Linked DNA regions of Homo sapiens: region 1 is linked to region 2. Evidence: chromatin loops called from intact Hi-C (ENCODE). Cell type or tissue: OCI-LY7. All regions are shown on one strand. Region 1 overlaps MAPK1 (mitogen-activated protein kinase 1). Region 2 overlaps MAPK1 (mitogen-activated protein kinase 1).

Region 1 (5,000 bases), 54 kb before region 2:
TTACAGGTGTGAGTCACCACTCCTGGCCGTACTAGCTAGTTTTATAGTGAAAGATTTTATTTTAATGCTGTATTTTTTTTTACCAGCATCTCTCCAATCTCCCATGAAAGATTTTTAAAATCAACAAAAACAAGCCTTCTGCTGTACAACACTTACTGAAAACATCACTTTCGTTACTCTATCCAGTACTTTTAAATTGATATATAGTCCTAAATTTAATTTCCTGGGCACTGCCCCAGAGTCTGTGAGACAAGTGCCATTTGTTCTCTCCCCTTCATAGTCAGGCTCTCTCGGGAATGGTTCGTGCTGCTTGCTCTGCTTTCTGTGCCCACCTCTTCTGCCCACGAGAGCCAGACTTTAGCCCCCTACCCCCACTCTTGCACTCTGAACTGATGGTGTGCACACTCTATGTACAGTCTTTCTTGATTTTGATCTTTCTGGACTGGTTGCTTTTTCCTGAAGGCCTTCCTCACCAAAGATTCTTTTTCCCCTTTTTTTGCCATTCTCCCTGGAAAATCAAAAGATTTTGATTTTTTCTGGAGCACTTGATGTTATAAGCCATTTCCTTTTTAAAAAGTTACATCTACTACTTTGCTGAGACACCTCTGGTTTTCCCAAGTCTTTGACTCTTTGTTCTTAGTTCTTGGGCCCTCTGTGTCCCATACACACTCTCTGGATGATCTCATCCAAATTCCTAGGGGCTGATCACTCTTCTGTCCTAAAAATAAAACAAAGCCAAAACTTCTGCTTCCCTTTGAAGCACTACCATCCTTCTTTCCTCCAGAGCCCTGCCCACTGTTTTACTTTCTCCCTCCCACTTCAGGCTAAAGCTCACTTTGCTCTGCCAGACCTGTTCTCAGCAAGGATTCTTTTGTTTTTTTAAACCTACGTAATGATTATCCCATACTATTGTGTCCTATTTTTTCCTTTTTCTATGTATCTGACTCCAACATGTAACATCAACATAATGTTAAATTTTATTAAAAACAGGTTATTTATATAACTGTTGCCCCCATTTGTTGGGCATTTATATTGCTTCATTTTTTCAGTTTTTAAAAATTTTTAAATTTTTTATTTTATTTTCAAGAGACAGGGTCTCACTATGTTGCCAAGGCTGGTCTCGAACTCCTGGACTCAAGCGATCCTCCCACCTTGGCCTCCCAGAGTGCTGGGATTGCAGGCGTGAGCTACCACACCTGGCCCTCATTTTAGTTTTAATTTATTTTTAACTTTTTAGAGACAGCCTCACTTTGTTGCCCAGGCTAGAGTGCAATGGCATGATCATGGCTCACTGCAGCCTCGATCTCCTGGGCTCAGGTGATTCTACCACCTCAGCCCCCCAAGTGGCTGGGACCACAGGCGCACACCATCACCCCAGATAATTTTTTTTTTTGAGACGGAGTCTCGCTCTGTCGTCCAGGCAGGAGTGCAGTGGCGCGATCTCGGCGCACTGCAACCTCTTGCCTCCTGGATTCAAGCGATTCTCCTGCCTCAGCCTCCTGAGTAGCTGGGATTACGGACGCGTGCCACCACACCCGGCTACAGATAATTTTTTTGTATTTTTTGTAGACACTGGGTTTCTCCATATTGCCCAGGGCTGATCTCGAACTTCTGGGCTCAAGGGATCCACAGCGTCAGCTTCCCAAAGTGCTGGGATTACAGGCATGAGCCACCACGTCCACCCCTACATTTTTTTTCTCCCCCCAGATGTATACTTTTAAGTTCTGTTTTTGTTTTTGTTTGTTTGTTTGTTTGAGTCTCACTCTGTCGCCCAGGCTGGAGTGTGGTGGCACAATCTTGGCTCACTGCAACCTCCGCCTCCTGGGTTCAAGTGATTATCCTGCCTCAGCCTCCCAGGTAGCTGGGACTACAGGCATGTACCACCACACCTGGCTAATTTTTGTATTTTTAGTAGAGACTGGGTTTTTCTGTGTTGGCCAGCCTGGTCTCGAACTCCTGACCTCAAGTGATCTGCCTGCCTCAGCCTCCCAAAGTGCTGGGATTACAGGTACAAATTGCTACACCCGGCCTGTATACTTTTAAATTCTTTAGTGTAGGGCCTCTGTCTTGAGTGCTTATCAGCTTTTCGCTGGTGAAGTGGGTTGGCCAGGATAAAAAGTATCATCAAGATGCCATTTCTCTCTTCTTCCCCATCCCAACTCCCAGAGCTGATCTGTCTCCCTGCTCCAGGCTTTCATGCCCTGTTTTGATTACTGTCAGCTTTCCAGAGTGAAGGGATCTCTCTTTTAAGTGTTAGCTCCTGAAATAATGATCTGAGAAAAGGGATTTTTGTTTGAAGGGACCATGCTTTTTTTTTTTTTTTTTTTGGACATAATTTACCTACCAGAGAAAAGAAAAACTTCACCTTTAAAAAGAATATAATTTAGTTGTTTTCAGTATATATTCACAAAGTTTTGGAACCACCACCACTGTCTAATCCCAGAACATTTTATTACCTCAAAAAGCAACCCCATTCCCATGAGCAGTCACTCTCCATTTCTTCCCTCCCCCAGCGTGTAGCAGCCAGCCTCTGTGTCCTTTAACAATGTAGAACCAGCCCTACTTGACTCTGAGTGTGCAGGTATTCTTTTGCACTCTTGTTTGCTTACATTTCTGCATGCATTTTACTATTTTGTATCAGGATTTATTTATTTATGTATTACTGTTTGGCATTGATTTCATAACATCAATTTCGAGAGTAATCATTGTTGATTTTTATTTTTTTGGCTGGGTCCGGGTATGTGTCTTCTCATTCTCTTCCTGCATCCTAGATCTTTCTTTTTACTTCTTCCTGCTATTTATTTCTTTAGTTAGTTTTAGAGACAGGGTCTCTGTTGCACAGGCTAGACTGCAGTGATCATAGCTGGGTGATTCTGGGTCCCTTCCTCCCTCAGTTCAGCCTCTCGAGTAGCTGGGACTACAGGCAGGAGCCATCACACCCAGCTAATTTTTAAAATGTTTCGTGTTGATGGAGACTGCTTTCTGTGTTGCCCAGGCTGGTCTGAAACTGGTAGGGGCAAGCCATCCATCTGCGTCAGCTTCCCCAAATGCTGGGATTACAGGTGCGAGCCATCATGCCTGACTTCTTGTGGGTTTTTGATTCTGTGAAGCCATCTCCTTTTCTCTTGAGCCTTGATGGTTTGTACTTAACACTCTCAGCTCCTTCCTGGGCTGCCCTTTAAAATTTGCTTGCTGTGTTCCTTGCAGTTGAGTCTTATCTTTGTTCTTTGTTTATAATGTGTTTATTTTCTTGGGTTTTGAAGGCAGCATTCTGTACCATTTCTCAGCTTAGCTCTTCCCAGAGTTCTGTTGTGTAGGATTTTCTGGGCACATTCTTGTATAATGGAAAGAACATAGAATTCAGAAGAATGAATAAGGGTTAATCCTAGCTCTGTTTTTGGGTGACTGGCTAAGTCACCTCGACTCTATGGTAGGACTTTTAACTATTTTAAAGTCCTATGTAGTTATCATGTTCTAAAAATTAGCATGCAGATAGATAGATAGATAGATAGATAGATAGATAGATAGATAGAGTTTTTTGTTTTTTGTTTTTGTTGTTGTTTTGTTTTGAGACAGAGTCTCGCTCTGTCGCCCAGGCTGGAGTGCAGTAGCGCGATCTTGGCTCACTGCAGCCTCTGCCTCCCTGGTTCAAGTGATTCTCCTGCCTCAGCCTCCCAAGTAACTGGGATTAAAGGCATGCAGCACCATGCCTGGCTAATTTTGTATTTTTAGTAGAGGTGGGGTTTTGCCATGTTGGTCAGGCGGGTCTCGAACTCCTGACCTCAGGTGATCCACCCGCCTCGGCCTCCCAAAGTGCTGGGATTACAGGTGTGAGCCACCGCACCCAGCTTCATAATTTTTATGCCTAATGAAATATAAGGAAAACTGGGCAGGCCTGGTGGCTCACGCCTGTAATCCCAGCATTTTGGGAGGCCAAAGCAGGTGGATCACCTGAGGACAGGGGTTCGAGACCAGCCTGACCACTCTGTCGCTACTGAAAAATATAAAAATTAGCTGAGTGTGGTGGCGGGCACCTGTAATCCCAGCTACTCAGGAGGCTGAGGGGGGAAAATCACTTGAACCCGGGAGGCAGAGGTTGCAGTTAGCCAAGATTGCACCACTGCACTCTAGCCAAGGCGAGATTCTGTCTCCAAAAAAAAAAAGGAAAAGAAATATAAGGAAAACTAATGCAGAGTTTACAGTTATCAACAAAAAGAATAAGAATGATAATGATTATTAAATTTAATTATTTAAGGGCCAGGTGCGGTGGCTCACACCTGTAATCCCAGCACTTTGGGTGGCCAAGGCAGGCAGATCACTTGAGGCGAGGAGTTCCAGACCAGCCTGCCCAACATGGTGAAACCCTGTCTCTACTAAAAATACAAAAAAATTGCGGGGTGCCTGTAATCCCAGCTACTTGGGTGGCTGAGACAGGAGAATTGCTTGAACCTGGGAGGCGGAGGTTGCAGTGACCCGAGGTTGCGCCACTGCATTCCAGCCTGGGTGACAGAGCAGGACTCCATCTCAAAAAAAAAGGTAATTATTTAAAATTATATTAAAATAATGAAAAAAGTGAGATTGGAGATGAAAGTGATAAAAATCTAGATGGCAGTGACACTGTTTGTATTGAATTTATGAAACAAGTTCACGTACCTGTTCATCCAAGTAACCTTATATGTGAGATAAGTATTCTTTACATTTTACAGAGGAAGATACTGAGGTTCAGTGAGGTTAAGATAATTGCCCGAGGTTACAAGCACAGAGCTGTGATACAATACAAGAACTTGAATTCAGGTTTCAGGACTTCCAAGACCAAGGCTTTGTATCTTGACCCAAAATAAAAGTTGAATAGTTTGAAGGTTATTTCTTCAAATATACTCTATCACTTAAGTAGGTTTTCGGGAGTGAGCGAAGACGGCACAAGTTTGAACATTCGTCCTGGAGATCATCTGTTACTCTGAATGTATCGTGGGTTAGTGTTGTGGGCATGGCTGCTATCT
Region 2 (5,000 bases):
GTCTCACTGCAACCTCCACCTCCCAGGTTCAAGCGATTCTCCTGCCTCAACCTCCCAAGTAGCTGGGATTATAGGCATATGCCACCATGCCTGGCTAATTTTTTGTATTTTTAGTAGGGATGGGGTTTCGTCACAGTGGCCAGGCCGTTCTCAATCTCCTGACCTCAGGTGATCTGCCTCCTCGGCCTCCCAAAGTGCTGGGATTAACAGGCATGAGCCACCGCACCTGGCCTTACTTTGTTTCTTTTGAGATGGGGTCTTACTCTGTTGCCCAGGCTGGAGTACAATGGCGTGATCACGACTCACTTCAGCCTCGACCTCCCTGGGCTCAAGCGATCTGCCCACCTCAGCCTCCTGAGTAGCTGGGACCACAGGCGCATGTCACCACGCCCAGCTAATTTTTTGTATTTTTCTTAGAGACAGTATTGCATCACATTGCCAGACTGGTCTTGAATTCCTGGGCTCAAGCAATCTACCCTCCTTGGCCTCCCAAAATGTTGGAATTACAGGCTGGGCATGGTGGCTCACGCCTATAATCCCAGCACTTTCAGAGGCCGAGGCGGGCAGATCATGAGGTCAGGAGATCGAGACCATGGTGAAACCCCGTCTCTACTAAAAATACAAAATAATTAGACGGGCGTGGTGGTGGGAGCCTGTAGTCCCAGCTACTCAGGAGGCTGAGGCAGGAGAATGGCATGAACCCGGGAGGGAGAGCTTGCAGTAAGCCGAGATGGTGTCACTGCACTCCAGCCTGGCCGACAGAGCGAGACTCCGTCTCTAAATAAATAAATAAATAAAAATTTTAAAAAATTAGCTGGGTGTGGTGGCAGGTGCCTGTAATCCCAGCTACGCAGGAGGCTGAAGTGGGAGAATCGCTTGAACCCGGGAGGTGGAGGTTGCCGTGAGGCGAGATTGCACCATTGCACTCCAGCCTGGGCAACAGAGCAAGATATGGAAAGATGTTAGACCTACAAATGCCAGTGGTATGAACATTCACACAATCCTGTGACGCAGGTACTATCGACAATCGTCTATAAAAGAAAACTGACTGGGTGCAGTGGCGCATGCCTATAATCCGAGCACTTTGGGAGGCTGAGGCGGGAGGACTGCTTGAGCCTAGGAGTTCAAGACCAGCCTGGGCACCATAGTGAGAACCCATCTCTACAAAAAATACAAAAATTAGCCAGATGTGGTGGTGCATGCCTATAGTCCCAGCTACTTAGGAGGCTGAAGTGGGAGGACTGCTTGAGCCCGGGAGTTTGAGGTTGCAGTGAGCTATGATCATGCCACTGCACTCCAGCCTGGGTGACAGAGCAAGACTCCATCTCAAAACAAAACCAAACAAAAACACAATCTAAAAGTAGAGACGGGGTTTCACCATGTTAGCCAGGATGGTCTCGATCTCCTGACCTCCTGATCTGCCCGCCTCGGCCTCCCAAAGTGCTAGGATTACAGGCGTAAGCCACTGAGCCCGGCCTAATTTTTTTTTATTTTTAGTAGAGACGGGGTTTCATCATGTTGGTCAAGCTGGTCACGAACTCCTGACCTCAGTTGATCCACCTGCCTTGGCCTCCCAAAGTGCTGGGATTACAGGTGTGAGCCACTGCACCCGGCCTCTAGTTGTTAAAGAGTGACTACATGGTGTTCCCTTGTAGGGATGTGACCCATAAGTGTCCTTCAGCCAGACTCACATTGGACATTAAAGTTTACATCAGTTACCTATTGCTGCATTAAAAAAACACTCCAAAACTCAGGCTTGAAATAACAGCCATGCATTTGTTCATGAGTCCATTGGGCTGGCACAGCTGGGTAGTTCTGCTGAGCCCACCTGGGTTCAGCCATGCACTGCAGTCATCTGCTGGCTCCCTTCACCATCCCTCAATTGTGGTGGTTTAACGTCTTAACAGTTGGTCCTTCCTACAGTTGCCTCTTTATCCTAAAGTAGACTAGACTCAGTGGCTTCTCATGATGGCAGAAATATTCCAAAAGAGCAAGAGCCTATGCTGCAAGGTCTCTTGGAACCAAATCTCAGAACATCACTTCAACAGTTCTACCATGTTTTTTTGTTGTTGTTTTGAGACAAGGTCTTACTCTGCCACTCAGGCTGGAGTGCGGTGGCACAGTCTTGGCTCACTGCAACCTCCGCCACCTGGGCTCAAGCAATCCTCCGCCTCAGTCTCTTGAATAGCTGAGACCACAAGTATGTGCCGCCATGCGTGGCTAATTTTTTTTTTTTTTTTTGAGACAGCGTCTTGCTCTGTCTCCCAGGCTGGAGTGCAGTGGCACGATGTTGGCTCACTGCAACCTCTGCCTCCCAGGTTCAAGCGATTCTCCCACCTCAGCCTCCTGAATAGCTGGGATTACAGGTGCGTGCCACCACACCTGGCTAATTTTTGCTTTTTATGTATGTATGTATTTATTTATTTATTTATTTTCGAGACAGAGTCTTACTCTGTCACACAGGCTGGAGTGCAGTGGCGCGATCTCGGCTCACTGCAACCTCTGCTTCCCAGGTTCAAGCAATTCTCCTGCTTCAGCCTCCCGAGTAGCTGGGATTATAGGCACATGTCACCATGCCCAGCTAATTTTTGTATTCTTAATAGAGACGGGGTTTCACCATGTTGGCCAGGCTGGTCTCGAACTCTTGACCTCGTGATCTGCCCACCTTGGCCTCCCAAGGTGCTGGGATTACAGGCGTGAGCACCGCACCCAGCACTGTTATTTTTCTTTTCTTTTTTTTCTTTTTTTTTTTTTGAGAGGGAGTCTCACTCTGTCACCCAGGCTGGAATGCAGTGGTGCAATCTCGGCTCACTGCAGCCTCTGCCTCCCAGGTTCAAGCAATTCTCCTGCCTCAGCCTCCCTAGTAGCTGGGGCTACAGGCGCGCACCGCCACACCTGGCTAATTTTTTGTATTTTTAGCCAAGATATTGGCCATGTTGGCCAGGATGGTCTTGATCCCGTGACCTCGGGATCCACCCGCCTTGGCCTCCAAAAGTGCTGGGATTACAGGCATGAGCCACCACATCTAGCCAGTTGTTTTTATATTTTTAAGAAAACATACATAAATTCATTCATTCAGTGGATAGATTTGAGTGTCTGTTTGGTGCCATCAAGGCTTCTAAGGCCCTGGACATACATAGTACCAGCAATAAGAGGGATTAAGAACCTGTTTGGAGATGGGAAGTCTGAGGACTCATTAAAAAAAAAAGAGAGAGAGAGCTTTCTTACAGAACTGATAGTCTAGATTTGTCAGGAAATGAATGGAAGACCTCAGGGAACTCAAGAGATTAAAAAACTTACAAGCTAGAATTTTTAATGAGAGTTCACAGAAAAGGAAGATGAAACAGCTCTTAAATATATAAAAGGTACTCATGTTTACTCATTATACAAGATACAAACATTGAAAAGTCAGTAATTCTTTTTTTTTTTTAACGCCCTCCTCAACAGAGTAGCAGACATCAAAGTTTGACACCCTACTGTGTGGTCAAGGCTGTGGGGAAAAGGGTGTTTTCGGAGAGAGCTGGTGGAGTGTAAACTGGTTGAGTCTCTGTAGAGGACAGTCTGGCAATTCTGTCACATGTCTTTTGTTCCAGCAATTCTGGGTATTGAACTTTTAGGTCTGCCAACCAAATGGGGGAGTGGCATTTAATTTGTTTTTCTGTAATTAAGAGTGAGATTGAAATTTTTTCATGTTTGTTGGAAATTTTTGATTGCTGTATCCCTTAAACCGACACTATTGTAGATTTTTCTTTAAAGGAGTCTTAGCTTACGATTCTCTCAAATGACTTCAGTGAGGGAGAAGAAATTATTATTCAGCAGATGGTACTGGGCTAGTTGAATAGCTATTTGGAGGAAAATCAATTTAAATCATTACACATCAAAATGAATTCTAAAAGAATTGATACTTATTTAAAATTTATATCATGAGAAACTAACAATAGAGTATTCAGTATTTTTCTGATCTCTGCATGGAGAAAGACTTCCTATGTTTTAAAACAAACATCAAGGAAAGAGAGACATATAAAAGTTTAAAAGCTAAATAAAATTAGATTAGGTGTGGACAATAGGTCTAAAATGTTCTAAATTGAGTAACACTGGACCTTCTCCTAACTGTTCTGTAGAAGGCAGCAAAGTACAGTGGTTATACCCGGTGCTCTGGAGTCCGCCTCCTGAGTTCAAACTAGGGTTCTGCTACTTGGATTTTTGACTTTGGACAAGTTATTTAAGCTGTTTCATGATTTCCTCAACCCTAAATTGAGACAATTGTAGTTCCCACCTCATAGGATAATTAAAAGAGTTAAGGAATTATTGTTAACTTTAGATTCATTATTAATATTATTAGTATCTAAAGAGCAGAGACAAATCTAAGACCACAGTGTATAAATAAATGAGCAAAGGACAAGAACACACAGTCTACAGGAAATACTGAGATGAGGAAAACTATAGGAGGAGCAGTTTGGGTGACAGCAGTTGAGAATTTGGTTTAGTCTGTGTTTAATTTAAGGCACCTGTTAGGCATTAGAAACAACCTAAGTGCCAAATGTTAATCAAATGGCTGAGTAAATTATGAGACATCTACTTAAAGGAATATTTTAAGGCCGCTAAAAGTGATTTTTTTTACAAAGTTTTGATAGTGGGGGAAAATGCTAATGAACAGTATTTACTAAGGGAAAATAAAACAGCATTTGTCATACATAATATGATTTCAGCCTTCTACAAGAAAATGCATAGAAAAGAATTCAACAACATATGTGAAAAGATAAGCAGTGGTTACCATTGAATGATGGTGCTTGGGGAGCAAGGGAATGTGGGTGAGTCATTCACACAGACCAGAAGGCCGGGTTTGGTGGGTCAACCGTCTGAGGTCTTTTCAGTTCCACAGTTCCACATAACAAGAACTTACTGGCCCAAGAAAGAGCTTTATTGGCTCTGATAACTGAAAAGTTCAGTCACATGTGGATTGATGGGCACAGACACTGTGTCTAGAATCTGGACTTCTT

The links. A loop is a pair of places that touch in the nucleus more often than their neighbours do. Peaks named below come from ENCODE experiments on the same cell type or tissue, not always from the same donor. Only the 100,000 strongest peaks of a DNase experiment are listed, where the experiment ranks them.
Region 1: a loop joins it to region 2, with 4 times the contacts of the local background. A loop is called at or near these places in 4 of 110 quality-filtered maps.

The regions. Positions count from the first base shown.
Region 1 is chr22:21,833,104-21,838,103 of GRCh38, reverse strand. All of the region lies in intron 1 of MAPK1 (mitogen-activated protein kinase 1), which reads left to right. Among named protein-coding and RNA genes, the nearest start is that of MAPK1, 32 kb to the left of the region's middle. RefSeq lists a silencer at 1-44. In OCI-LY7, no CTCF peak of the experiment used is centred here; a DNase peak (open chromatin) is centred at 3,053; H3K4me3 peaks cover 1,783 bases; H3K27ac peaks cover 2,794 bases.
Region 2 is chr22:21,778,980-21,783,979 of GRCh38, reverse strand. All of the region lies in intron 6 of MAPK1 (mitogen-activated protein kinase 1), which reads left to right. Among named protein-coding and RNA genes, the nearest start is that of YPEL1, 46 kb to the right of the region's middle. In OCI-LY7, no CTCF peak of the experiment used is centred here; DNase peaks (open chromatin) are centred at 1,819 and 2,168; H3K4me3 peaks cover 1,185 bases; H3K27ac peaks cover 5,000 bases.